Linked DNA regions of Mus musculus: all the other regions are linked to region 4. Evidence: chromatin loops called from intact Hi-C (ENCODE). Cell type or tissue: heart. All regions are shown on one strand.

The links. Hi-C counts contacts between places; a loop is a spot of excess contacts. Peaks named below come from ENCODE experiments on the same cell type or tissue, not always from the same donor. Only the 100,000 strongest peaks of a DNase experiment are listed, where the experiment ranks them.
Region 1: a loop joins it to region 4, with 2.6 times the contacts of the local background. A loop is called at or near these places in 10 of 42 quality-filtered maps.
Region 2: it touches region 4 in a loop (5-fold over the local background); 28 of 42 quality-filtered maps call a loop at or near these places.
Region 3: it touches region 4 in a loop (4-fold over the local background); 27 of 42 quality-filtered maps call a loop at or near these places.
Region 5: it touches region 4 in a loop (8-fold over the local background); 28 of 42 quality-filtered maps call a loop at or near these places.
Region 6: a loop joins it to region 4, with 4 times the contacts of the local background. A loop is called at or near these places in 15 of 42 quality-filtered maps.
Region 7: a loop joins it to region 4, with 2.4 times the contacts of the local background. A loop is called at or near these places in 10 of 42 quality-filtered maps.

Annotation. Positions count from the first base shown.
Region 1 is chr8:88,753,430-88,757,429 of GRCm38, forward strand. No RefSeq gene overlaps it. Among named protein-coding and RNA genes, the nearest start is that of Cyld, 58 kb to the left of the region's middle. In heart, no CTCF peak of the experiment used is centred here; a DNase peak (open chromatin) is centred at 1,912; H3K4me3 peaks cover 521 bases; H3K27me3 peaks cover 523 bases.
Region 2 is chr8:88,360,249-88,364,248 of GRCm38, forward strand. Brd7 (bromodomain containing 7) reads right to left here and starts at 1,924. Exons shown (of 17, transcript NM_012047.3): 1 at 1,658-1,924; 2 at 1,254-1,462. The coding sequence starts at 1,706. In heart, a CTCF peak has its summit at 1,998 (motif pointing left); DNase peaks (open chromatin) are centred at 1,723, 1,953 and 2,813; H3K4me3 peaks cover 2,801 bases; H3K27ac peaks cover 2,072 bases.
Region 3 is chr8:88,700,257-88,704,256 of GRCm38, forward strand. The region is part of intron 1 of Cyld (CYLD lysine 63 deubiquitinase); the gene reads left to right. Among named protein-coding and RNA genes, the nearest start is that of Cyld, 5.2 kb to the left of the region's middle. In heart, a CTCF peak has its summit at 1,537 (motif pointing left); no DNase peak of the experiment used is centred here.
Region 4 is chr8:88,619,443-88,623,442 of GRCm38, forward strand. No RefSeq gene overlaps it. Among named protein-coding and RNA genes, the nearest start is that of Snx20, 15 kb to the right of the region's middle. In heart, CTCF peaks have their summits at 293 (motif pointing left) and 2,211 (motif pointing left); a DNase peak (open chromatin) is centred at 2,082; H3K27ac peaks cover 264 bases; H3K27me3 peaks cover 2,472 bases.
Region 5 is chr8:88,264,091-88,268,090 of GRCm38, forward strand. No RefSeq gene overlaps it. Among named protein-coding and RNA genes, the nearest start is that of Adcy7, 28 kb to the right of the region's middle. In heart, no CTCF peak of the experiment used is centred here; a DNase peak (open chromatin) is centred at 2,241; H3K27me3 peaks cover 120 bases.
Region 6 is chr8:88,528,467-88,532,466 of GRCm38, forward strand. The region is part of intron 3 of Nkd1 (naked cuticle 1); the gene reads left to right. Among named protein-coding and RNA genes, the nearest start is that of Nkd1, 9.1 kb to the left of the region's middle. In heart, a CTCF peak has its summit at 1,519 (motif pointing right); no DNase peak of the experiment used is centred here; H3K27ac peaks cover 4 bases.
Region 7 is chr8:88,450,235-88,454,234 of GRCm38, forward strand. No RefSeq gene overlaps it. Among named protein-coding and RNA genes, the nearest start is that of Gm34846, 28 kb to the right of the region's middle. In heart, no CTCF peak of the experiment used is centred here; no DNase peak of the experiment used is centred here; H3K4me3 peaks cover 1,452 bases; H3K27ac peaks cover 1,166 bases; H3K27me3 peaks cover 3,639 bases.

The DNA.
Region 1 (4,000 bases), 130 kb after region 4:
ACATTTCAAAATGTATGTGAACTCCAAATGTTCCAAATGTCACGCAAAAGAATAGCCCACCAGGTTGACTAGGGAAAGGTGTCCCTGAGGACAGTTTGGGAGAGTTTCTTGCCTGTTGGTGAACTGCAGGTCCAGGTGGGTTGCCAGTGGTGGTGGGGGGCTGCTTTACAATGCTCAGTGTTGATGGAAGGGGTTATTTCTGGGGGCTGATGATAGCAAGGAGGCTGGTGAAGACTGGCCTGCATAGTATAGAATCAGTAATTTCTCTTAGCAAGGGGTTTTCCTCACAAAGCACAACAAAAATCTGCAAAGATTTTATCTGTTGACAGTACCAGTTTTCAAGACTTTAACGCCACCGTGGTGTGCTCTTCTTGGAGGCTAGTTGGTCTTACCAGCCTGTGAAATAAATGTAGCTAGGCCTTGACCCTGCACCCACAGTTTGCCTCTCAGCTCTGTGGGTCTGCTGGCTCCAGAGGGTCAAGCCTGCTCAGTGGGTTGTCATGGAGTGAGATTATAATAGGAAACATTGTATTGTAGACAAATGCACTGTTACCGAGCAGGCAGTCTCCTCAGAGAAGCACTGGGAGAGGTCTTCAAGGCAGTGGCTGGGAGCTGGGAGGATGGGAATAGAGCGGGTAGAGTACAGGGACATGAGGAACAACCCTGTTGGTCCCCTGTGCTTGTCTTGTAGCATAAACATCCACACCATGTGCTTGCAAGTTACCAAAGTACCAGCTCAGCAGCCAGAATTGGAAAGAGACATAGAAAGATTCTTCCCAAAAGGGCAGAGCATGTCCACACTGAATGCTAGAATCCAGACCAGGGTTCTGCACACTGTGTGGGGACCAAGTCTAGCTTGATACTGTTTGCCCAAGTGACATTTTAGTGGAACACAGTCATACCCACGTGTCCTGCAACAGCAGAGTTGTAGAGCAGTGACAGAAACCTGAAGGCCTTGCACAGCCTGAAATATTTACTCTCTGGCTACTTTCAGGAAAAGTCTGCCCACTGCTGTTATAGATATCATAAAATAGATATGCAACTAGGAAGGGCCAAGTTTCTAGAGGCTGTTTTTGTTGTCAATGTAAACATATCCTCCAGGTTTCCCTCCCTCTCCCCTGTATTTTTGTTGTTGTTTTAAAGGCAGGGTATTGTTTTATAGCCCAGGGTGACCTTGAATTTGCTGTAGTCCTCCTGTCTCAGTGTTCTGAGTGCTGGGATTACAGGTTTGAACCACCTCTCCCGCTTCAGTTTAACTTCCAGACCTAGCTCACTGCTGTCCACTCCTGAATCTTTATTGCTTCTCAGGAGCCCTGTTGCTATTCTTGCTTACCACAGACCCCTCCGATGCCCCCTAGGCTCCCCTTCTCCCCTGCACTCCTCTGATCTGGTTTGCTGTGTTCTCAGAATTAGGAGCAGGGCCGTCTCTGATTCTTTACTCCCATTTTCTCAGCATTTCCACTGGCGCCTGACACAAAGTAGGTGCTCGAACATTTGCTGAATGGGGAAAGGAATTGTTAGCCTCTTAGGCAGATAAGCTGTTTTATTCACTATTATGGATACAGCCAGAACTGGATAGCTGTCAGTCCTTTTGAGAAAGTACAAGAGGTCCCAGCCTCATGACACACGCTCTTGGAGACATCGCAGAGCTTCTCCAGAAATAAACTCTGAATGAAGCCACGCTTGTAAAGTGCCTATCACGCTGCCTGGTGCTCAGAAACCCCTTACTAAATGGTAGCCACCAGCAGCAGCAGAAGCAATGTAATCATGAAATTGAGAGATAGGATTGCAAGACGAATTAGCCCACCCCTTCTGCCCCCACTTGGTCAGAACGTACAAGTCCTCACTGTTTTGTAAGATTTGGTATTTCCTAGGTCGTCTCCTTCTGAGTGCAGGAGCGCCACCTTGTGGGCACTTTAGGTTATGACACAGTATCTGATAGCTCCCAAGTAGTCAGTCCCAGTCAGACTTATGTGTGGAAGGCAGCAGGTGGTGTTGAAAGCAAACCTGACCTTCAGGGATACGTGGCCCATTACAAATGGCATACGGGAGGGCTTGAGCGTCCCTCGTGTAACTTAAAGACAGATGGTGCGTGATGGCCATGACTGCTGCTACTGTCCTCCTTCATGATTGGCTCTGCCCTCGTTCTGACTCCAGCGTGAGTTTTCAGGCACCTTAAAGCCACATTTAGAACGAGATAGTGCCATCTCCTGGGAGGACACGGTAAGGCTGGTGGTGGAGTATGAATCTTGTTTTATGCGAAGAAAGATGGAAAAGAACAGGTTCTGATATCACAACCACTGATGTGTGTGTCTAGGCTCAAACCTAAAGTCACCAGTTGCACAAATGTCCCCTGCAGCTCACTTCATCGGAGTCTCTGGACCACCTGCCCCCGAGTGATGGGGAAAGGCAGGTGGGGAGGTCCTATGCAGAACGGACAGAACCAGCTTTGCAGAGCAGGGCCCTGGGATGGCGTTTCACACCATCTCTCTTTTCTTAGCTGTATGCTGTATACAGGTGTGCTGTATGCTAATTCCTGCTATGTCAGAGAACACTTTTTATCTTTTGGGAAACCTGGAGTTTATATCTGGAAAAGATGCTAATACTCTGCTTTTTGTGCCCGTGGGAACTTCCAGGCAGCCCTAGCAGGGGCTCCATGCCTCCCTATGCTCATTTAGAGACATGCATCAGGTGAGTGAGACAGGACCCCTGGGTCAGGCAGGGTGTGCCAGAGGAGTTCCTGCAGGTGACTACTGCTGCTGTCCCTTGTAGTGCCACCATAGGCTGCCCAGCTTCCAGCAGCCTTCTCTGACCCCTGCTCTGCTTCTGGGTGAGGAAGGAAGCATGTAGCTTCATTTTCAGGTCCTGATTAGGGCTCGCCATAAACAAACGACAGTGCTTTGCAGCAAAGATACTATAAGGGATCTCACCTCCTTCTTCATGGCTTCTCTCTGAGCACCAGCACGTACTCCACACGGGAACAGGGCCTCATTCTGCACTGTCCTGCTCAGCTCTGGCATCTGAGGTCTCCATCAGTGAACTCCCGGTGCTACTCTGGTGGCTGGGGATCTGGTTCTTCTTGGGCTGCTGGCTTTTCTTGTTTGGCTTCTTTAGCTCCTGATGCTGGATAACCACTCACAAATGGAGACACGACCCAAAAGCCTCCATGTTCTGCAAACTTCGTAGTTAGCACATGTGCCAGTAGGAACCATGTTGAGGGAATTAGTGGTTGCACACCTGCCCAAGGGTAACCTGGAAGATCCTGGCAACTTTGTTTATACTGGGGGCCAACTGGAGAAACTTGGATGTGCAGAACCTTGATATACTGTGGAGAAATAGACCCTGGAGTATTCCTCTGGATCATTCCTCTGGATCGTGTGTGTGTGTGTGTGTGTGTGTGTGTGTGTGTGTGTGAGAGAGAGAGAGAGAAAGAGAGAGAGAGAGAGAGAGAGAGAGAGAGAGAGAGAGAGAGAGAGAGAGAGCACATGGCCTTGACCCTAAAATTGGAGGAAAGTGCTTGCTTGTGTTGTCAGGTCCCACCTGTAGAAAGCCCATGGGTAAGGGAGGCCCCTAGGTGTGCTGACTGGCTCTGGGGTCACCAGTAGTTTCATAAAAGGACCTCGAAGGTGTTTTCCTTTCTTCTCTGTCAATGTCATGCCACTGACCACAGTATGTCTCCTATGTGGGGCTTCTGCATAACCCTGTCCTGCAATCAGGCCACATGGTTCCCTAGGGACATCTTTCAACATGAGCCTTGGGTCCCTTTGCTCCTGAAGGCAAGAGACAAGTCCTGTATCCATGGCTTCTGCCTCCACAAACTTCCTGATATTTTAAGGAAGTTTGTAGCCTTGCACATGGAGGGAGGTGGAGTCTGCAGTTGTCACTGGGCTGTCACATTCTACCGCTCGATCTCTCTCCTGCTGGTAGGGCTCTATTAAACAGACACACCATCACCTGGGAATAAGCCCACCCAGGACCTCAGGGAGTTAGAGGCAGGGCT
Region 2 (4,000 bases), 260 kb before region 4:
AAATTCTGAGAGAAAATATCTTTCAATTTAAATTTCTGTTCTGACTCAAACTCTGTATCTGTATGAGAAGTCTACCCAAGGGCAAGGATTTTTAAATATGAAAAGCATACCAAAATCTACCTGTTCAAAGTTTTTCTTAGGCTTCTCAGCCAGCGATGGTGGCCCACATGCATAATCCCAGCAAAAGGAAAACCAGAATGACGGACATACACTGAGTTCTAGGCCAGCTGCATACCTGATGCCCAAATACCCACGAATATAATCAAGACAAGCCTTGTCGAACTCATAGGTAAAACAATTTACATGTTCACTTTCAAAACTCTCAGTTAAAACAAAGACTCATGCCTGTGTGCTTTTGTAATTTAGGAAATGAAAATATAAGCCAGCCTGACCCAAGACTGTGACTATTGCCATAGTCAAGCTAAAGGTCATAAAATTCTGGGCAAAAAAGAATAAATTTAAAACATTCCTCCCCCCCCCCCCAATAATTTAAGACATTTTAAAGAGACAATCTCTAAGGCTTGGCCACTCATCAATGACTGTATAAAGCAAAGAAAAACTCTAAAACTAAGCCTCAGAAAGGATGACTTTCAAAAAGTACTAACGCATTTTAGTAAGCACTTGAGGGCAGGCAGCTAACATTTTGGAAGGGCAGAATTCTAGGGCAATTCCAGATATGGGTGGACTCACCTTTGAGAAGAAAGTTAACCCGCACTATTCAACCTACCTGGCAAATCAAGACATTAGCTACTTACTCTTTTCTAGTTAATGAAAACGGTTGCTTATTTTGTATTAAGCAGCACAGGTTGGCCGCAGTCTCCTGCGCGCTGAGATCACAGGCACGTGCCATCACGCCGCGCCAGCTCCATTTGTCATTAAAATAACTTATTTCAGGAGAACACTTGGGACACCTGTAGATCGCCTTCACTTCTGAAGAACAGCTACGTTTGACAAACCTCCCAGGCTTTCCGGTGAGTGACTTCTCACCCTTCCAAGACAATTATAAAAAAAACAGCCTTTGAAGGAGTCACGGAAGACCAGGACTCGGCTGCTTACAGGATGTGTGGGGACAGCACGGGTGCTCGAGAGGACACTTGGGACAAGACTTGCTGAGCGCCCAGGTGACCCAGGCTTCTGGTCTGTCTCACTCCTCCACAAAGCCAGACTTCCCAGACGTCTGGGTGTCGCACTGGAACAGGCTAAGGAGGCTGGGAACTGGAGCCCGGGGCCATAAGCAACAAAGCCCCCTTTACCTTGACTCTTCTCCGTTTTCTCCCCTTCTCTTCCCCCGGAGCCTGCTTCTCGCCTTTCTTCCTCTTTTTCCGTTTTCTGTCCTTGTGTTTGTCATGGTCGCTTCTGTCTTCGAAGAGGCTGGAGTCGTGCCCGGAGCTGCCCGTGGAGAGCTCGGTGACCTCGCTCCCCCCGACTTTGAGGACCAGCTTCAGGGGCTTCTCCACGTACTCTGAAACAAGAGCAGGACGCGGGGCTGAGCCGGGGCCGGCCGAGGGCGGGCGCCCCACCTCCCAGCGCCCCACGAACCCCCGCCGGGACCGGCAGGCCCGAGTCGAACGCCGCCCCGCCGGGGGCGATCTCCGCGGGTCGGGGCCTTGCGGGCAGGGGACGGCGCGGCTCCGCAGGCAGGCCAGCCGCTCCTCACCCTCGTAGAAGTGGCGGTCCGACTTGTGCTTCTTGTGCTTCTTGCCCATGTCCGACCGGGCCCCAGAGCCCGCCCCCCGCGCCAGGCCCAGGCCGTGCGGCGCCGCTTCCGGTCCGGGCCAGGCGAGCGGAGGGCGGGAGCGGGGCCCGCGAGAGCCCGCGCCGCGAGGCAGGGGGACGGCACGCGCCCGGCGGCGCGAGGTCCCTCACGAGAAAAAAAAAAAACCACGCGCGGGACGCGACCGAAGCGCGACACCAGTGGCGAGAGGGCGAGAGGCCGGCAAACCAGCGGGAAAGAGAGGCCGCCGAGCGGACGGGATGCGGTCTGCGGCGCGTGGCGGCCCCTGGCGGCCGGAGGCGGCGCTGCAGCCTGTGGTGGAGGGCGGGGCTGCGGCTGGGGGGCGGGCTCAGAGGCGGGGCCTGTCTTGACTTTCTTTTTCCATCCCCGACGCTCTTCCCTGCTTTCCTGAATCCTTTTAACTTTCCTTGGCTTTTGTTTCTTGTCTTTAGCAATATTATTGAACTCCATCTGTACAGGATCGGGCAGACCCAAGAATATGGGTCCTGCCAAGCCTAACGATCTCCGTTCGCTCTCCAGGTTCCACATGAAGGAGAGAATCGACTCCTGAAAGTTGTCCTCTAATGTTTACATTTATATATATTCTTGCACAAATAAATAAATGCATACAGAAAAAAACCAAAACAAAACAAAAACAAAGGCTTGTTCATGATAGAATAAAGCCTCCAAGATGTTAACTAAATGAAACGCACCAAGTGTGCAGCAGTGTTGTTCAAAAGTGAGACCGGAAGTGAAGGTGTGGTCTGGATTCAAAGGCTGGAAACAGTACTGCTTACTTTATTTCAGGTGACCAGGACGGTATAGGGGTGGATTCTTTTACTTTTATGCTTTTCTTTGTGGTTTAAAAAACAATTTATATGCTAAAGTAACTGGAAAGAAAAGGAAGCTAAGGGTCTAGAAATTAGCTAGAACTTGCCTCCGAAAAGGTGGTGGGGTTGCAGCTATTGGCTCCCCAGGGAGGCACAGGCTGCCTGCTGTTTTGTCTGCTTCTCACCCCCATCAGTGCCGTTCCTGTTCTCTTATCTCTGGATGCCCAGCCCTTCTGGGCAGTGGCTCACTGACAATTTTGTCTACTGGCACTTACCCAGATGGGCCACGTTAAGATCTGCTTGTGCTGGGTGTGATGGTGCATGCATGCATGGCTGTGCTGGCCTATCCCGGCCCTCAGGTTGAGGCAGGAGGACTGAATCCCAGACTAGCCAGGGCTACATAGTAACATGCTATCTAAAAATAGAGCTCACTGTTGCATGTGCAGAGATGTCTAGGGAAATAAAGTGCACGCTCTCTCTCTCTCTCTCTGTGTGTGTGTGTGTGAGACAACTTTACAAAATAGCAAGAGCAGGTAATATTCATATTCCCATTTTATAGAGGAGGAAATGGATGCCCAAAGAAATAAGATAGGGGTCAGATGTAGAATCAGTATTCAAATCCAGGCTTGAACTGGAGTCACAATCCTTTTCATTAGTTAGTACACACAGTGCAAAGTGTCTTTACTGCACTTTTAGCCTTCTAGTGGCCTATACATTTTATAAAAATCTCATTTTTTCCTCAAGAAAGAATCTAACCGATCCTTTCTACTGTACTCAGAAGTGGACTTGAGAGTGGAGAGAAGATGCAGGAGTTAAGAACACTTGCTGCTCTTCCAGAAGACCTGGGTTCGGTTCCCAGTACTTACCCCCATCCACCAGCTCACAGCACCTGTAATTCCAATTTCAGGGTGTCTCCTGGCTCTTTAGGCACCTGTGTTCATTTAGTGCACATAGATCCATGCAGCCACACGCACACACATAAATTAAAACAACAACAACAACAAAAACCAACAACAAGTTGGACTCTTGGATGGCTTTTTCCTGGAAGGTTTGTTGTTTATCTTTGTGTGTGGTATGCTAGGTGTGTAAACCCCTGTAGGGAACCTCGAAGTCAGCTCAAGACACTCCAAGGCCAAATTCTCAGCACAAAGATTTACTTGCTTTAGAGGTACAAAGGTCAGGGACTGAGAGACAAAGACAGGAGATAGAGGACACGGAGAAGGGGACAGGAACAAGGGAGAGGAGTAAGGGGTATTTGCCCTTGACAAAGGACTGCCTCTGGATACAAAGGAGACAGACAGTGCTCTTAGGTAAAAGGAGAAAACTGTGTGTTAAGATGAGGTGTTTAATTTTGATTGTGCATGTTAATTAGGTGAGCCAAAGGGGGCTTTTGATGGCTGGACTTCAATACTTTGATAGCTGGACCTTGGTAGGCAATCTCAGGAGGAGGAATTAG
Region 3 (4,000 bases), 81 kb after region 4:
TTTTGAGATGATAAATGATCATTTGGTTTTTCATCAGGTATGTGTGTAGAAAGAGACAAAGTTCTCTATTCTATTTTATTATTTGTAATAAAGGAAATTAATTTTAATGTGTTTCAAACATACTTTTTTCTTTTTATACATTTTATTTATTCTCGTTTTTATATGCACTAGTGTTTTACCTGCATGTGTGTCTGTGTGAGGGTGTCAAATCCTGGGGTTACAGATAGTTGTGAGCTTCAATGTGGGTGCTGGGAATTGAATCTGAGTCCTCTGGAATTGTAGTCAGTGCTCTTAACTGCTGAACCATCTCTCCAACCCCCTGAATCTTATTCTTGATATATTCCTTTTAAAAGCGGGAAGGTTCACACGTCTCTTTCTCTTTGGATAATACTTTAAAAAATATTTTATAATGTTTGTTTTGACTATTTTAGTTGTCTGTTGTACCTATTCTATTACTGAATATAAACTCAGGTTCACTTGTGCAACAAGTTGCATTCATCATTCTTTGTCTAGTTCATTTAAAAAATATTCTTGAAAAGTTCTGTTTATTGCCATAGACCTTTTTACAAACCAAGCAGTTATATAATTCTTAAAACTGTGTACTATCTTTTGAGATCAAATTCATTTAAATATAATGTCCTGAAACATATACAATTATTTTGTTTTGATAATGTTTCATTAACACTAATTTTTTTAAACTTCAAATTGTGGCATTAGTTGTTAAGTTAGAGAGAGTTAATAGAATAGGCAGGTACCAATTTACCATCTAAAGATACCCAGTTTTAGAAATTTTAGAAATAAAAAGAATTATTTTAAAAATAAAATAGCTATGAAATGTTTTTGGTCAAAAATTTTGAAATGCATTTTAAAGAGACCCCAAACAATAACTTGCTGCTTTTTGACTACCTGAACCTGGGAGCAGTCTTAAAACCTCTTTGTAATAAGGCCTTGTGTACCTTTGTGTTCAGTACCTCTCTAGAATTTGTCTATTCCTCTTTATTTGTGTTGCTTTGCCTTTTTCAGACACACAAACATAGCTCATCACCTCACTTCTTAGAACTGTTTAGAAGCAGTAAATTGGAAAGCAAGAACATCACAAAAACAGTCACAGGCTGACTGCAGGAAACCACAGAAAATGGCTGATTTCAAGAGAGACATTTAAGTATATACTGTGATTTCTATAAAACAGGCAAGAGAGCCAGAGAACAGGATGAAAAGCTTTATGACAAAGTAATAAACAGCTTTTTATATTGAGACTCACTAATAATAATTTATATTCCTAATGATACCTAAGTGATCAAGAAAAAGGTAATTTCCTTAATGCTGACATAATAGCATTTTAGTAAAAAAGCCAAACACTTTATCTTGGTTCCTCAGAGGCATAGAGACATATTAAGGGGTTGTGTAGCTTCTTGGGTGTCCTCTTGAGGGATTTTGTTTACATGGGGCTAAGATTGAGGTATCTACAGGTGTGTTATGTAAGTAGCAGATATAAATTGATTCCTTTTCTGTTGAAGTAGACAGTGCCCTCAAGTGGAATTAAAGAGCACATTACAAAAGGAAGCAGGAAGAGGAGCCGCTCCTGCTGCCGCTGCTGCCTCCAGCCTCACCAAGTGTGCAGGTGCTTCAGGTGGCAGTGGTTTGGAGGAGTGCCTGCCTTATCCTGTCTTGGGTGACCAGAGTCTCTCATTTGGGCTTGCAAAAGGACAGACTTGTGAAAATGATGGGATACTTCTAAGAGATATGTTACTCTTGTGTGTGGAACATAGCAATGTTGCTTTATTATTGAGTCAAATAATACCATTTCTGCTTTAGTTCTAAGAGTATTTGATTTAAATTGCAAGAATTAAATGGATACATATGATAGCTTTATTAATTACTACCTTTAGCCACAGGGATGGAGATGGATACCTCTGTCTCAAAGAAGGATAAAACAACCACATTCTTGTGACAGAGATACATGGAACTATTCTTTTCAGAAAGATAATTAATAATGAAGCCCTTAATTTGAAAGGATATAATTGTGTTTTTAAAAATTTGTTCTCTAGCAGTGAGCTCCTATGTCATGGATTCTGAACTGGCTTATAATATCTGGCATGGATTCCTTTTAGCAGAGCAGGCCTCAAATCCGATAGAGCATGGTTGCTTGATCCCATTGCAGCCCTGCCACTAGTGGCTCCTGGTGAGTTAGTATTGTACTTCACAGGGTTCAAATATGTATGTAATATGTTTTGGTTACTCTTGCCTCACCTTATTTTCCTTCCACTCCATCATACTCCCTCCCTACAGGTCCCCTTACCACATTCATGTCTTTTTTCTTTTATGACCCATTAAGCTTAATGAAGGCCACCTGTTGAGCCTAGTTGGTCTCAGTGGTGGATACATATCTAAAGACGATGATTTTCTCTTCCCCAGGATCACCTAGTAGCCAATAGTTTAGCAAGGATGTACCCACGAGCCCCTACCTAATCCATGACTAGTTATTGACATGTCCAGTCTTACATGGGCCCAATAAGCAATCACAGCTGCTGTGAGTTCATGATTGCAGTGGCTGTGTTATGGCCAGAAGATAGTGTTTTGCTCTTATTTTCCCTATCTTCCAGGTTTTATATTCTCCACCCGAGACTCCACCCCATTCTGCAACATTGCCTGAACCTTAGAGGGAGTAGTATAAGTGTTCTGCTTAGAGCCGAGCACTCAAGCTGTTCCCCTTTTCTCAGAACCTTGGACACTGCTGTTCATTGTGGGGAAAAAAAAGGCCTCTCTGATTAAGACTGATAATGTGGCTATAACCAGAGATGTTTAGAAGGCAGTTGGACACCATGCCAATTTAGGTAAACAACAGTATTAAGTTAAACCCTAAGCCGTGAGTTTCTGAACTTGTTTATAATACCTGGCATTGATTCCTTCTAGCCAGAGCAGGCCTCAAATCCAATAGAGTGTGGCTGGTTGATCCCATCACAGTCTTGCTACTAGTAGGCATGTTGGGTTAACTTGCTTGCTGGGTTACTGTTGTAGTTCTGGGGTTCACAGCTGGGTAAGACGGCTGATGTCCTACTCTCCCCAGTGTACATAGCATCTTTCAACACTGAAAGCTAGTTAGCAGGGGGGAAGTATCTGTCTCAGCTCTAGCTTGGTTTCTCTATATCTTACAGCTAAGGAGTATGTTGTCTTCAGCAATAGAATCTCACCATCTAGTTCTGATGGCAACCAAGAGGATTGGCAACAATCTGTATTGTCTTGGGGGCCTTTAGGACCTGCCTGCCTGACAAGGAGGGTATCCCATACCTGCCACTGGGAATTTTGTTTTAACAACCATGGCTTCTGGGATCAGCAGTCTAGCTAAGCAGGAATCTTCCTTCTAACTCTAATTTTCTTTCAACTTTATATTTTTAAATTGGCTTACAAAATAGTGGATTTTAGACTGTCAGGATGGCTTAGTAGGTAAAGGTATTTGCTGTCAAGCCTGACGACCTGAGCTCGATCCCTTAGAGCTGACATGGTAGATGGAGAGAACCAGTTCCTACATGTTGACCTTGTACCTTTCATGTGCACTGTGGTATTCATGTGTAGGATACTTTGCCAAACAAAGGATAACTTTGCCTTGTTCCTGATTTTAGGAGAATTGCTTTAGGTTTTTCTTTAGCATGATGTTGGCTATAGACCTGTCATATACAGCATTTGAAATTATATAGTTTAAAGTCATCAATTAGAGTAGGCTTTAAAATGAGGCTACAGAATTGTGTAATTATTTTTGTAACAGTTTTAAATGAAAAATTGAAGCTGGAAAGTAATCACTTGTATATTCTTTTTTAATACATAGTTAAAACTGTGACACAAACTCCACAATTTATTGATATAAAAATCTCTAATTCAGTATTATTATCCTATAGTCATATGTCATTATTACATAGTCCAAATTTCGAGGCTATAAACCATTTTCAAATATTATTTATATACTTAGGTTATAATATTCATGTTTATTAATTGTAAGAAGTTA
Region 4 (4,000 bases):
GGAACCTCCAGCTAGGGGTCAGCCTTAGCGACATAGCAAGGTCATGTTTCAAGAGGGAAAAAAGAGAAAATAATAATAATAACAACAACAACAGCAAAAGAAAAGAAATAACAATAATAAAACAAATGCAATAACAAAAACAAACGAAAAAGAAATAGTAGGGAGCTAGTGAGATGGCTCAGCAGTTAAGAGCATTGGCTACCCTTCCAGAGGTCCTGAGTTCAAGTCCCAGCAACCACACAGTGGCTCACAACCATCTATCAGAGGATCTGGTGCCCTCTTCTGGCAGGCAGATGTATATGCAACACAGCACTCATACAGTAAATAAATAATTTTTTTAAAAAGGAAACAACAACAGCAGCAACAACAACAAAAGGGGATGTTTATTTATTTTGGCTCACGATTCTGGACACTTCATTCCGTGGTGAATTTCCTCTGGTGATTTGAGGAAAATCATGGTGGCAGTAGGTGACAAAACTGTTCACCTCACAGATGAGATGAGAAAGAACAGGGCTGGAGTGCCAGGACCCTCTTTAAAGGCTCATCCCAATGACATCACTTCCTTTATTTTAAAAACTTTTATTTTTATTTTATGTGTGCGAGTGTTTGCCTGTACAAAGACCTGTGCACCATGTACATGCCTGGTTTGAAGAGGGCATCAGAGTCCCTAGACCTGGGAACTAAATCTGGGTTCTCTGCAAAAACAGCAAGTGCTCTTAACCACTGAGCCACCTCTCCAGCCCTAGACCCCACCTCTTAAAGATTTTTCCACCTCCCAGTTGTGATGGGGACAACAGGGTCCTTGGGAGGTGCTTATATAGACCAAATCACATTTCCTGCATCTACCCATGCACACAGGAAGGTAAGGGCATGAAACCTAAAGGCAAAACTACACAATAGTCCTCGGACACAAGCCCTAAGATGAAGAGCCAGGACACCCTCAACCCTCTGAGACCTCTCAATGTCTCCCTCCAGTGAAAGGCTCTTTACTCTCTAAAAGGGAAAACCACCACTTCAACTTCTATTGTTACCCTTATAATCTCAGAATTCGTGGTGGCCAACTTTCTATGTGCACTTGCCTGGGTCCTGGGATGCCCAGATAACTAACTAATCCGTGTCTTCGAGGGCCATTTCAGAAGAAACAGCAGAGTTTTGTGGACCACATGAGGAAGGGGGTGGCAGCATCCAGTCCTGCTAGAGCCCAACAAAGAAAAGTAAAGAAGGCTGCATTGACCTCCCTCTGCCTGACTACTAAGCAGGGTCCCCATCTTCCCCTGCCTTGTGTCCCTTATTTTCTGGGCCTCCAGTTTGCAAAGGCTGTGGGACTTCTTAACTGCCATAAGTTTGTGAGTCCAAACCTTTGAACAAACCCCTTTTCTAGAAGAGCTGTGTTCCTGCACCCTCTTCTGTTGGGGGTTACCTGCTGTGTCCACTGCCTTTACCTCTGCATAGCCCAGTGGAGCTGGGTCTCACAGTTGCTTCTCAAAATGTTTTACCTGCCACCTTGGCTTCCCATCACCCGGAGGGTGCCAAAGACTGTGTGTGTCTAGAGATGTGACACTTGTCCGCTGTGTTTTATCACAGTGTCTGCTTGCATGGTTGTAAAATATCCCAGTGACAAATGGAGGGCCCTTTCCATGGCTGTTGGCTGTAACAGTGTTGGAGTGGGCATCTGGATGCTCTCCAGGAGGGGGTTGAAGACCGTCTTGCTGGGCGATTCCAGCTGGTCACCAGGGGAGTGTCTCAACTGTCTTTACAGTCTGTTCCTCCAGTGGAATTTTAGGTCCATGCCTCACAGTTTATGTTTGGGGGTCGGAGGGGGAAGATAAGTACATTTCTTAAGAGGCCTAACTAACAAGTGAGGAAGGACTATCTCATATCCACACCTCTTTCTTTCCAGTTTGTAGTAGAGTGTCTGGACTGGGCCCTGGGAGGTCAGGTGTGCTTTCCTGGGAGCACAAACTCTTTCCTTTCCCCAGCACAGCAGGCAGAGAGACAGGGACCCCAGAGCTCTGGGACTCACCTGGGGGCACCCTAACAAACATGAGGGACAGTGACGGAGGCAACATAGCAACCGTGTTTCTAGTATTGTCTCTTTTAAAAGCTTTGCCAAGTCGCGGTGTGCCTCACTCTCCCCAACCTCCTGGATTGCTGTCTTTTTCCATGGTCTCTTTCAGCACAGAGCACTGGGTTTTGAGCGACCTCTGCTGGTCATCTAGTGAACGGCCGGATCAAGCCTGCCAGAAAAGGAACAAACTTTGAACTTAATGCTGGTTTAGAATGACAGTGTTAGTTACATGTATGAAGTTGTCAGAGAGCTAGCTTAATCAATATAATACGACAGCACCATGGCAGGTCCATGGGATAGCTCTCCCGATTACCAAGTGGAAGAGTATTGGAGGAGCCTTTATGAGGAGAAATGAAATGGGATTATTAAAACCATTGCAAGTGTGAGTGCTTCATAAAACAGGCAGCTTTGGTCAGGATAAAAGTAAAATAAAAGACAGTGTTTTTAAAAAGAGTCTAAAGAAGTGTCTAAAAACTCATAAATGCCACTGTAAGAGACCAATGGGAGGGTGCACCAGTTGCAGAAAGATCTATTTGGCTTAATCCTCTGCCAAAAGAAAGCATGCCATAGTAAGAGGTGGTAAGATGTGGCATTTGTGTCAGAGTACAGTGGAACCATGAAAACCAGACTGTCATCATGTTATACACTATAGAGAAATGCTAGTTATGTTCAACTGCGCCTTACAAAGTAGATCGCAGAGCCATATACAGCAGAACTTTCATGTCAAGTCTGCCAGGCGCCCATTCTAGGCTGTATGAGAGAGGTATCTAGAGGTTCTAGGCTGTATATTGTGTGAGAGAGGTATCTAGAGGTTCTAGGCTGTATACTGTGTGAGAGAGGTATCTAGAGGTTCGAGGCTGTATACTGTGTGAGAGAGGTATCCTCTTTGGCTTTCTCAGGAAGGAACAGGTGTGTGCTTTCCTACAGATCCTACAGGCAGAGACCTCGGAAGAAGCCTGCATGAGACAGTCATCTGGAGTTGCAAGGAAAGAGTATGTGATCTCGGAGAGGCTGCAGTCCTCTGGAGAGGAGAGAAGATGAAGCAGAGAGCAGCAGGACTGAGCTGAGCGAATAAGCATGTGTGCCTGTGATCAGATCCAGTATGACCGGCAGCCAGTCCTCTGCTGGGACTGTCAGACAGGAGATTCTTTCCCTGTCAGGTTAACTTGTGGTTTTGCTCCTGTGCCTGAAAGGATGGATCCACATCTCCAAACCCGAGCTCTTCAGCCCCTTTACTTTCATCGAGCCAATCACGAGAGATGGCTTTTATCTGCTGATGCGTGTTGCGTAGATTCTGGCCTGTGCGCTGGCCTTCTGCTTTCCCTCGATCTTCTAGGACCCACCCTGGTTCCTTTGCACCCTTGGAGACTCTGGGCTTCCTCTGAGGACTTCCTCCTCCAGCCACCTGGCTGAGACACATCTTTCTGCTTGCTCTGTGACTGGCTGCCTGTCATGCCAGCACTAGCAAAGGCACTGGTCCTGTCACAGCTGCATTCAGCTCTCAGGTTCCAAAGATATAAAGTGTCTTGGATATTCCTGATGTGAGAAGACGTGTGCATAGGTACCTGGCTAGCAAGTGGGCTGTGTGAGTCTGATAGAGACTGGTATTTATGGAGGAGGAAGTTTTTCCTCTCATTGTGGAGCACGGCTAGCTGGGCCAAGACCTTTCTCAGAGGACACACTGCAGGGTCAATCAGGCTTTGGCCAGCCCAGATCGCTTCTCCCATGATGCTTCACTTCCCATATGATCACTTCATCCCGTGGGTGCTTTTATCTGGAATCAGCTTGAAATCAGGCACCACAACTTGAATACCAGCTCCTAACAGGACGCTGAGGGCCAAGGACATCTGATCAAAGTCAGAGCAAAAACTAAATCTTGCAGACAGTACACAGGGCTGAGACCAGGGCTCAGGAATGAACAGTAGGCAGCAA
Region 5 (4,000 bases), 360 kb before region 4:
TAGTTCCACCAGTCTACCTAGACACTGAATTTGTGCATGTGTGCTCCATTGTGAAGAAATCCAGGTAAATATCTAAATAGTTTTGATTTTTTTTCCTTTGACTCCCGAGTCCTGCTTAGTCATCCTAGAGCTACATTTTAATACTGTCAGTAGCCTAAGCTAATTTTTGTGCATATTCCCATATCAACATGTTGGGGTGTGGGAGTGCCTCTATCACAGTTGGTCATACAGTACCACAGCTCTCCTGTGGTCTGCACATGTGCAGAAGTAGTCCTTACTGTATATTGTACTGGCCGGTGGCAGTTGCTTTGGTAAATCATTGAGGTAAATGCCCTGACACTAAGACACCAGTGGACTTCCATGCAGTGCCCAGAGCTCTCAGCATACCTTAAACACAGACTTTAGAAAGTTGATAGAATGACACTCCTGAGCCAGGGTTTTGGTTTTTTTCTTGTTTTCAAAAAGATTTATTTTATGTATATTAGTATACTGTCACTCTCTTCAGACACACCAGAAGAGGGCATCAGATCCCATTACTTGTGAACCACCATGTGGTTGCTGGGAACTGAATGCAAGAGCAGTCAGTGCGCTTAACCACTGAGCCAACTCTCCAGCCCTTGAACCAAGTTTTCTAAGAAAGTAAAAATCCCCTTTTTTTACCCACAAGATCTTTCTATGTACACTAGGATGACTTTGAACTCTGGTCTTTCTGCCTTGTTTCCTCATGTCAGGATTATAAGTGTGTACCACACCGGCTTCAGGATTACTTTCTTAGCCAAAGTTGTTTTGGGAAGTTTCTTGTCTTTGTTGTTTGTTGTTGTTGTTGTTGTTGTTGTAAGGCCAGGATCTTAAGTAGCCCAGACTAGCTTCAAACATGGTATATATCCAAAGATGATCTTGTATTTTTGGTTCCCTTGGCTGCCCCTCAAATGCTGGGATGCACCACCACATCCCGATAACTTGTTGCTAGTAATCAAAGCCAGGCCCTTGTGCATAGTAGGCAGACACGCCACAGCTGAGCTAAGTCCCCAGCCTGTCTTTTGGTTCTTCTCCTTAAATGTCACAGTGCAGCAGAGTCATCCCGAACAGCACTCCACTCCCTTTGCCATTTTCCACTTTTAAGGAAAGGAGCCTTGCTTTGGGCAACACTGGGGAGGGGGGAAGGCCAATTCTTTGATCATTTTCTACCATCTGCCTGTTAACACTCCACCTTTTAAACCAGGTGGAGTGTCAATCCCAGCACTCGGGAGACGGTGGTGGTGCACGCCTTTAATCCCAGCACTCGGGAGGTAGAGGCAGGCGAATTTCTGAGTTCGAGGCCAGCCTGGTCTACAGAGTGAGTTTCAGGACAGCCAGGACAGCCAGGGCTATACAGAGAAACCCTGTCTCAAAAAAACAAAACAAAACAAAAAAAAGCACTCCACCTTTTGTTGTTTTGTAGCTCTGCCTGTCCCAGAACTCACCATGTAGACCAGGCTGGCTTTGAACTTACATTTCAGGTTTGGGGTAAGGAGGAAGGGCTCCCCACCAGAACAACTGGATCCCAGTTATTTGAAGTAGACAGGGCCAGAGCTGCTGTGTGGTTTTTGAGGCTAAATTGGGGGGAGGGGGCGGGGACCAAAAGCCATCTGGTGGTGAGGAATTCCACAGTCTTCTGGTGCACAACAGTGTTTGAAAGCTGTTCTCCTCAGGCCACATTCTTGAGTCTTGCGGCTTGAGTCTTTGCTGGCATTCCATAGTGAGCCAGTCTGGGTTGACCAGCTTAACTAAGAGATGCAAGATTTTTGGCTTTTAATTGGGAACATTTTGCCTTTTAAGTAAAATGTTTTAAATTCCTTGTTTGTCTAAGAAGACCATTTTAAAACCAAGGAACTAGGGATCTGAAATAACCCACCTGTGTAAAACACACACTCTGTGTGTGTGTGTGTGTGTGTGTGTGTGTGTGTGTGTGTGTGTGTGTGTGTGTGTGTGTGTGTGTCTGTGTCTGTGTCTGTGTCTGTCTGTGTGACTTAATTTCATTTTATATTGTGTGTACATTTAAAGCCTGTAACATTTAAAGCATTTAAAACCTTTTGGAAGTTGTGGGATTCAGAGGAACTGCCCAAAGGATGGATACAAGTAGATGGTGCCTTTTCTTTCTTTTGTTTCTTTTAAAAAATAAAGGATGTATTTTCGTTTTTCTGTGTGAGCTTTGGCTGGTTTCTGTATGTACTGTGCTCATGCAATGCTCACCGCGGCCAGAAGAGGGCATCAGATCCCCTGGACCTGGAGTGACTGCTGTGAGCCATCTATCTTGAGTTAGGAATCCAGGTCCCCTTCAAGAGCTGTAAGCACTCTTAACCGCTGAGGCATCTCTTCAACCCCTAGAAAGATGTCTTAATGTTTAATGTTAACAATAAAAGAGAAGGAGGAGCTGATTAAAAGCTGAAGTGGCCTCTTGAAATGGAATATCCATTTTCAGAAGATTGACCACTCAGTTTCAGCTTCGTACCTCCAGCTTGCACTTAGGGCGCCAGGAATGTGGCTTTTCTTGAGCACTCTTCAAAGGACCGTAAGGGGGTTGCGCCAGGCCTCTCAGATTAAAATCCACTTCAACACCAAGTGCTTCCAAGTACCAGGCTTAACCTCGTCCCCACAGGCGAGGAGACAGGAAAGACCTGTCTGGAGTGAGGCAGAGAGCAAGGGTCTTGGGCCCTGCCAAGAAGGTGCAAAAAAGCATATATTTGGGGAGAAGGGGAAGGTGTTGTGATGCCAAGGCATTCTGAATGTCTCCCCCAACTTCTAGGGGAGCCACTTCCAAAGTGGTGAGCCACTGCCGCCACTTCTCACGTTTTAGGTTTTGAAATTAAGTGTTGACTTCCCAATACCCTTAAGTCTCTACGCCGGGGCCTCCTCTGAGTAATTTTCCTGAGTGCAGTGGTCACAGTCGCTATGACTCCAAATGGCTGTTCTTATCAGCCATTTGTGCAATACAGTGAGTGGGGCAGGGGACGTGGGTGTTGTACCTGGAATCGCATGCTCTGCGGTGAGCTACACCCTCAGTGTTTTTATTTTTCCAGAAGCGTTAGTTTAGCACCTGAGCCTAAACTCCGTGGGTGTGTGAAACCTTGCAAATCAGCCAGCTGCACCAGGTGTTTTGTCACAGTCGCCGGGTCGCCTGAGGCTTCGGGCAGGTGTGCTTGAAGTGCAGGTGTTTGCTTGCCTGAACATCCCCCTCCTCCCCTGAAGCTTGCCTTCACTTGTGCACACCACAGCTCAGCTCAGTTTCCTGGATTTCCCTCTTGGTAAAGTCTTGGCTGGGTGTCTGCCCATCTCGCTTCCTGTGCGCAGGCTGTAAATGTCTGAAAGAGCTCTGCGTTTGTGTTCAGTTGGAAGTTTTGCTGGATATAGAGTTCTGACTGGGAAACGTCTCTCAGAAGCCGAAAGCATCATTTTCAGTGTCTTTAAGAATCCCAGATTGGAAGCAGAGGCAGGCGGATTTCTGACTTCAACGCCAGCCTGGTCTACAAAGTGAGTTCCAGGACAGCCAGGGCTATAAAAAAAAAAAAAAAAAAAAAAAAAAAAAAAAAAAAAGAATCCCAGATTGGCATGATGGTTTTTCCTCTCAGAACTTTTGGGATTTCCTCCTTTCTGCCACGTTCTGAAACATTACTGTATGGACAGAGAGTCTTCTCTGTTGCAGAGGGAACTTCTCATTACCAGGGTTCCATTGGTGGCTCATAGCCTTCAGACACCTGATTTTTTTTTTTTTTTTTTTTTGGTTTTCCAGACAGGGTTTCTCTGTATAGCCCTGGCTGTCCTGGAACTCACTCTGTAGACCAGGCTGGCGTCCAAGTCAGAAATCTGCCTGCCTCTGCCTCCCAAGTGCTGGGATTAAAGGCGTGTGCCACCACTGCCCGGCGACACCTGAATTCTCATTTACTCCGATCTCTAAGGATTTCCCAGGAATTCCACATTTGTTCAAATATTGGGTGACCTGCACAGAGAGCCTCTATTTGTC
Region 6 (4,000 bases), 91 kb before region 4:
GGCACCAGCCACAAGGCTCAGGAGGAAAGCCGTAGGTCCTTCAGCTGAAGTCACCCTCAGCTTCAGCAGGGCATGCAGGAACCCCGGCCAGCCAGTGTGGCTCTGTCCGAGGGGCCTGTCCAGGGCCATGTTTGCTTAGCAGCCCTGAGGAATTAGTTTGGGCGTCACTGTTCAGGCTTGCTGAGCCACATTGGCTGTGGCATGTGTCCCTGTGTGTGGCTGATGGTTATTAGAGGGCCCTAAGGTAAGGTGGGCTTTGCTGCATCCCGTGACATCAGCTAAAGGGCCTTTCCCTCCCCTGAACTTTGGCCTCTCCATCTGAGAAGTGGGATGATGTCACTCTAATTTAGTATGTGTAGGACGGCAGAGGGGGAATGTCAGAGTGGTTGCAGGTTTGATAAGTGTCAGGGAGAAAGCCACAGAGCATGGTTTGTTGGAGATATTGGTGGACGTCGTGGCTGACCTGGTCATCTTCCATGTTTACAAGATTGGCTTTAGACTCAGAGAGATCTTTCCGCTGAGTGCTGGGATTTAAAGCACAAGGCACCATACCCAGCTCCTGGCCACCTTCCCACTGTGTTATGGACTCAGTCAGGTCTTTGTCTAGAGAGAAAAGTTGATGTAGCCTTGTGTGAGGTCGGTGTGATGAAAGAAGCCTATGATCGGTTCTGTGGAGGAGGAAGAGTGTGAGGAAGGGCTCTCTGTAAAAATACTTTGGATGATGAAGATGGGATAGAAGGTTTCACGGGCTCTGTGAGGATCGCAGGTCTGCACTGGGATAAGCACAGCTCTTGGCTCTCTGGGGGAACACCCAGGGGCCCTTGGGGAGGCTGCAGGCAGGCAAAACGTCAGGAGAAATAGAGTAGGATCAAGGTGAGCAGGGCTGTGGAGGCCCACAGTCTGGGTTCTAATTCTGCCTGCAAGCTTTCTCACTGAGACTTCAGGTACTAAGCCGGTGCACAGATACGTTGTTGATAATTTAAAGAAGATCCCTGAGGTCTGAAAGTTGCAAGCGAGGTTGGGAGAAACCTGCTGGGTGTTGAAACAACTGTGGTCTGGCACCAGCCTCCGCTAAGGTCCAGGTGATCACTGAGGTCATAGCCATGGTATGGGGGTAGCAAAGAGTTGGAAGAACGATTTCACTTTCTCTCTACCTTCCAGGTCGTTCTTTTACCTGAATTCAGAAGCCAGCATGCAAACAGGTCCTAGGGTACCATAGAGAAGGTAGGGACCGGGTATTCATGCTGTGGTAGTAGCATAAGCTATGGCTGCCTCAGTTTTCACAGCTGGGAACGGTGGTGGTAGTATTCTTCACTCCCTAGCACAGTTTGGAGGAACCCCACATGGGGCTCTTTAAGTTGCAATCCATAGACAAGGGTGGGACTCGGGGTACGGTTAGAGTGGAGGCTTTGCGGGATGCTAATACTGACCTCAGTAACCTGTGCAGCTAGAGAAGTCACATTGCTTAGGTGCAGCAGGCTGGGTGGAAGGCATTCACATCTGAATACACACCCTGCCTCAAGAGGGCAGTGCCACTTAGGCCCAGCCAACTCATAGCCTCTGGGGAACATGGTCTAGACGTTGGTTTAGAAAAGGTCTGGATTTAAAACATTGTGGGCATGATGGCATGCCTCTATGATCCCATCTACTCAGGAGGCTGAGACAGGAGGATTACAACTTGAGGTCAGCTTGGGCTATATATGAGAACTCATTTCCAAAAAACCAAACCAACCAACCAAACAAACAAACAAAATCCAAGTCAACTAAAGAAAGTTTTAGGGATCACTTCCTATGGATGGGCAGGTAGCTGGATTTGGCCTGCACACTGTACTTGTCATTGCTTCCACCTCCGCCCCATGGGCGCAGGGAGTTAGTGATAAGACATGTGCATGCAGGCTGGATGATGCATGGAACTGAATGGCCTGCATCTTCTTGTGAGATCTTTGTATCTGCCTCTTGAGGGCACTTTTACCTTGTGGACGAAACAGCTACTTCTAAGCTAAAACTGCTACCTGACAGGAAAGGCTGGCTTTGGCTGCAAACAGAACAGAGCAGGTAGCCCCCTGAGCTGGGAACCCACAGCTTGTTTCTGTGACAGGCAGGACAACAGGAGGGCAGACAGTGACAGAAGTAGAGGTGTGAATCAGTGCTGAGAACCAGCTGTGTGGGCTGCTGGTTACAGGTGTGATGGGTTTGTAGAGTCTGACATCTTAGACCTGCATCCCACGTGGGCTTCCTGATGGGTGGCCTGGGGCCAGCAATGGCTCAGGTCCTCCATCCTCACATCTGTGACATGTGGAAATGGTTCCAGCCACATGGAGTTCTCCGGGGGTGAAATAAGTGTATGCCAGCAAGTTGGGAAATGGAGCAGATACTCAGCGTCCCAAAGCTTTCTGGTGTGTCCACTCATGATCAAACAGTTGCATCCCGAGAGTGGGCATCTGAGGATGCTTGAGAACAGGGGCATGAAAGAGAGTGAGGGATTAGGTTAGAAAGTGATGTTGAGGCTGTTGAGCCCCAGGGAACAAGTAGGAGATATGCCTTCCAGGCACAGGGTAGGCGATGTGCAAAGGCACAAAGGCCATATGAATAGCACAAAGTCCTTAGCCTCCTCCTGGAGTCTGATTCTAGCCTCCCAGATGTCAGGTCAGCAGTCTTCGAACCAGCAGAGGAGCGGGCCATGCCTGCTGGGGTGGGGTGGGGTGTGCCACATCCTGTGGGGAGATCAGCTATCTACTGCAAACCTTCCCGACTCCAGCTGCTGCCCTTGCTGTGGCTCTCTGAGCACCTAGTTTTGACTATGGAGTGGGTTAGGCACAGCAGAGTTAGTCTGCCCTAGGGCTGTGGGAGAGACCCACAGCCATCCAGGGGGCTTCTCCTTTGCCTAGCCTCAGAAGCTTGGCCAGGGAACCTCACTCAGAGGCCTTTGCTGTGGGTGTTGGTTAGGGATCCGCACCTGTGCTGTGCCACACCTGGCTTCTGTAGGGCGTCATGTTACAGGACTGCTTTATGACCTTGAACTTTTCTCGTAGCACCCTTTCTCCCAGTGGCTTAGACAGATTGCAAGAGTAGAAAGAGGACTCCAGGAAACTTGGGTTACCTGGGAGCACAGTTGGCATCTCTGTGGGTGCTGGAGCCCTCTGTTCCTGCCCTGCCCGTGGGAGTCTGTGTCTGGGGTAGCCCTGGGCACATGCTCTGTAGCTGCAGCCTGGGAACAGAGCTCCGTGGTAAGCATGGGTGCCCACCAAGAGGAGGTGCTGTAGCGTAGCTGCTGCCTACAGAGCACCTGAGGAGGCCGAGCCGTCCTTGTCCTCAGCACTTGCTTCTGTCAGCATCCTGGTGATGTGGGCGCTGTTATTTTCCCTGACACTAATCAGTTTTCTTGTTACTTTAATGGCAGAATGCCAGAGGAAAATAACAAGGGAGGATGTATTTTGCTTACAGTGTCAGAAGGTGTAGACCCTCAGCTGGGGAAGGGTGGAGGAACATAGTAGGACAGCAAGCAGAGGCAGGAGTCGGAGATCAGACATCCCTAAGGACCGTCCCCTCCGAAACCTGCTTCTCTTAGCTATACTCTACTCCGTTTAGATTTCGGTGCTATTACCTAGGGATCAAAGCTTTAGTACATGAGTGTTTGGGGGACAGCATTTCATATCTGAAGAGAGGCAGTCCCTCTTCCTCTAGCACAGTGGTTCTTAGCCTGGGCTATCACCCCTTCAGAGGTTGCATATCAGATATCCTGCATATCAGATATTTGCAGTACGACTACTAACAGTAGCAACATTACAGTCATGAAGTAGCAACAAGACTGAGTTTACAGTTTGGGGTCAGCACACCCCGAGGAACTGTAGTAAATTTCGGGTGGCAGCACTGGGAAGGATGAGAACCACCAGCCTAGTGGGCAGACTAATGCTGCCCAAACCGGTCCAGCTGGCTACCGCGCTGAGGCTCACCTGATGTGAAGGTAGGACCTCGTTAGAGCAAGACTCAAGTCAGGCTG
Region 7 (4,000 bases), 170 kb before region 4:
CCAGTGGGAGCCAGTAGCATCTAATTGTTACTAAGGATAGCATTACGGCTACACTACTGTTATCCCTGCAAACTGTGCTCAGAGACAGCCTATGAATGCCCAGTTTTCTGCGCTCTCTCTTTCTGGGACATCTTCTCCTGGTGATTGGGTGAGCCACTGGCACCTTAATGCCTCTAGGGCTTCCCTGAAATGCCGGACATGAATCAAGCACACACTCAATCCTGCCCAGCCTTGCTGTGGGGCCCAAGGCAAGTAGCTGACTATTCTCAGGTCTCTGTTTCCTTTTCTATAGAACCGAGATGGTTTGGGGTTGGAGAGGAGGGAAAAGTACTGGTTGCTCTTGCACAGGGCCAGCACCCACAAGGGGGGCGGGGGTGGGGGGGCTCACAACCATCTGCCTCTGACATCCTCACCCAGTTTCAGGATCCAACCTCCTCTTCCAACCTCCTTGGGCACCAGGCACCCAGGTGGCACCTGTATACACATGCAGGCAAAACACTCCATCTTAAAAAAAAATCTAGAAAAACTCTGAGTTGCCTGCTCTAGTTAGCATCCTACTTAGGCCAGTCTCAGAACACAGTTACCAGAAGAACTTGCCTCTCTGAGCTGAGGTACTCATCTGCTTCTCAGAACCCAGAGCTACCCAGGCTCCTAGCAGGTTGCACCCTGTAGGCTGCACCTGCTTGCTCAGCTGAGATGCTGAACGAAAGGGGCCACTTCAAAATGCATCGTAAATTGTGGTCAGGGAGGGAGAAAAAGAGGAAGCAGGGAGGGTAAGAGGGAGAGAGAGAGAGAGCGAGCCGAGCAAGTGAGCGAGCAAGCGAGCCCCCACTTCAAGGCCTGCTCCCTCCCTAGCGGGAGACCTGTGTATGTGAGGATGAAGGCAAACTTGGGACTGGCAAAGCTGGCCTTCTGATGGAGCGTGTGGTGCCCACTTTGAACGTGTGGCCTTTGTACCTGCCTATTCAGGGCGGCCTCAGGACGCTGGGGGGCAGGCACGCAGGGGAGGACAATGACGGACTCGTGCTTTGCGTTCTCTTTGAAGTGGTTCTGCCCTGGCCCCCTGCGGGCTCCAAAAAGAATGCTTTTGTTGCCCGCTCCAAAGATGCCGTAAGATTCTGGGGGAAAGTAACCGGAGGGGATCTACCCGATTAAAACAAAATTAAAGATAAGAAACAAATCAAGCCAGCCGTGCGGGGGCTGGCGGCAGCTTTGAACAACCGGTAGAAGGGACACTCTGTGATCCAACCCTTTCTTTCCCTGGGGAAGTGACCGGCTTGGGGGAGGGGAGGGGAGGGGGCTGTCCTCAGTGGAAGCAGAAGCCTGGAAGCCAGAAGGGGAAATCGGGGCCCTCTGGGGTCTCCTAGGAGGGACACCAAAGGGAGAGTGACTGCTAGGACTCTAAAATCAAAGTCCACTCTAGTGCTAGCGTCTGGGCAGAAAAATGCCGGAGGCAAAATCAAAATAGCTACTGTTTACAGAGTTAGGTGCCAGGGGTGGGGCCCAGTGCTGGCTCCAGCGACTGAGTGAGGAGTTTAAAGTCTTCACCGCTGTGAAATGAATATGCGTGTTCAAAAGCCTTTACATGCCCCATTCTACCGCTGCAGAAGTTGAGGCTCAGAAAGGGGCGCCACCTCCCAGACACACACACAGAGCTGGAAAGTGGTGAAGTCACATTTGAGAAGTAATGTAGGGCCTCGGTTTTGAGAAGAAAAGCCCCCCCTCCCCCCCGTTTTGATCAAAATGGAGTTCTCCTTACATTCTATTCCCTGGACTGCCGGAGGGGGCGCTTTCCAGGCTGTTCCAAGAAGTGTGTGTTAGGATGGTGGGTGGTCAAAGGAGAGATTTTTAGATTGGCAGTGGGTGGGCGATACTACTCCTAGTCCAGACTCCTTCTCCCTCTTGTGTTTCCCTTTTTGAAAGATCCTGATGCCCATTCCAGGCTGGCCTCGAGTTGGTGACCCTCCCACCTCGACTTCCTTAGTGTTGGGATTGCAGGTGTGTGTGTTCACAATGGGTTCTCTCAGATCCTCTCATCAGTTCTGAACACCCAGTTCCACTTCCCGAGCTGCTAAGAGTCAGCACAGGCCAGCCACGGCTGGATCTCACGTAGCCCCACTTGTCCACACTGCAGTCTGAGGGCCTCTCTGACTCCAGCCCAGTTCCCCTCCTTCATCCAGTATGGGGACAAGTGGCTCTCCAGAGAGCCTGAAGGATCATCAGGTTCTGCCACACATCTTCCATGTCTAGGCTCACACTGGAATGTTCCTGCCCTTTCCAGGGTCTTCCCCATTTTCTAGCCGGTCTCTGCTGGGAGCACAAGCCGATGGTGTCTTTGAGCTCTCTCACTTTAGCCTGTGTGCCTGGGGTTCAGACCTAAGACAACCGCATTCAAATGAACATCCTGTGCTAAAGAGGCTTGGCTCTATCTGGTGTGGCATTTGGCTCTCCAGATGGAGGAATGAGTGTCCAGCGTGGCGGAGAATATTCAGGAAGCTCTGTTCTTCCTCTGCCTTCCATGGTCCCTCCCTGCCCTACCACTGAACTTTTGCTGGTAAGGGGCTCAGCCAGGGACCCAAATCAGGCATCTTCTCACCCTCTACAACTCTTACGACCCACAACCCATTTCCTAGCACCTCATCTCCCAGATTCCTTCCCGACATCCCACACATTGACCAAGGAACCAGGCTACTACATCAGGAACTCTGTAAGCTGGCAGGAAGCAGTGGACAGAGAGGAAGTGAATAAGGCCCTGTAAAGTCTGTGGCCCCAGGGTCCTGTGCTTTGTCTAGCTGTCTGTCTGCCACACATGTGGGTAACTAGCCCTTTTCAGGTTCTAGCCACCTGTCATCTGCGGAATACATCTGTGGCCTGCCTCAGCAAGTGGAAGCCCATAGAAGCTTACTGAGTTGGGTAGAAACCAGCAGAAGGTTGGAAGCCAGGAGGGCAACCCAGGCTAGGTGATGAAGCTTTGGTTCCTAAGGGCAGAGGGCTCCACAGGGAACTGAGGGTCTGCTACCCCTGCTTGCTGTTAGTCTAGGCTGGGTTTTACAAATGACTCTTTAAAAACATTAAAAACAGTTTTGGGCTTCTTTATTTAGTTTATGAATATGGATGTTTTACCAGCATGTATGTCTGTTTACCATGGTGCCTGCAGAGGTCAGAATAAAGTGTCAGATATCCTGGAATTGGAGTTACAGATGGTTGTGAGCCATCATGTTGGTGCCGAGGCTCAAACCCAAGTCCTCTACAAGAGCAACAAGTGTTCTAAACTGCTGAGCCATCTGTCCAGCTCACGGTAGACTCTTAGACTCTTCTCACAACCCAGCAGGATAGATTTGTTTTGTTTTGTTTTGTTTGTTTGTTTGGGTTTTGTTTTTTTTCTACAAAGGGTTTCACTGTGTAGCCCTGGCTGTCCTGGAACTTCAGGACAGATTTTTGAGATGAGAAAATGGAGGCTCACAGAAGCTTCGAGAGGTAACCAGCAGCTAACTAGTAGGCTCCAAGTGGAGCTACCAGTCTGTGGGATCACAGAGACCTTGCAAAGTAATAAGTCACTACCATTTAAAGGGGAATCTTTTGAGTGGGGTGATGCAGGATGAGTAGGCGTATGTCCAGGGCAGAGGGAGGGCTAAGTCTTGGAGAGAAAAGGTAAGAGGGGAGGCGCTGACTTGACTGAGGATGGGGGACTGAGGGAAAAGAACTGGGGAACAGGATGCGGCTCAGAGTGGTTTATGGAGAAATGGATGTCTGGCAGGGCTTCTGGGGGTAGGGGGGCACAGCGGGCAAAGGCTTGTGAACCGAATGAGCCAGGTTTCCCGAGCTTAGCAGAGCGCTCGGCACGCACCAGCACTGGGTACCAGCGTGAGCAGCTCGGGGCGCCACGGCGAGCGCGAAGTCTGCAAGTGGCGTCGCCAGGGCACCGCGGTCCCCGCCCACCGCCGGCGCACTAACCCGGAGCAGATGGCCGGCGGCCCGCTCGCCTCCCGCCGCCGCGCCG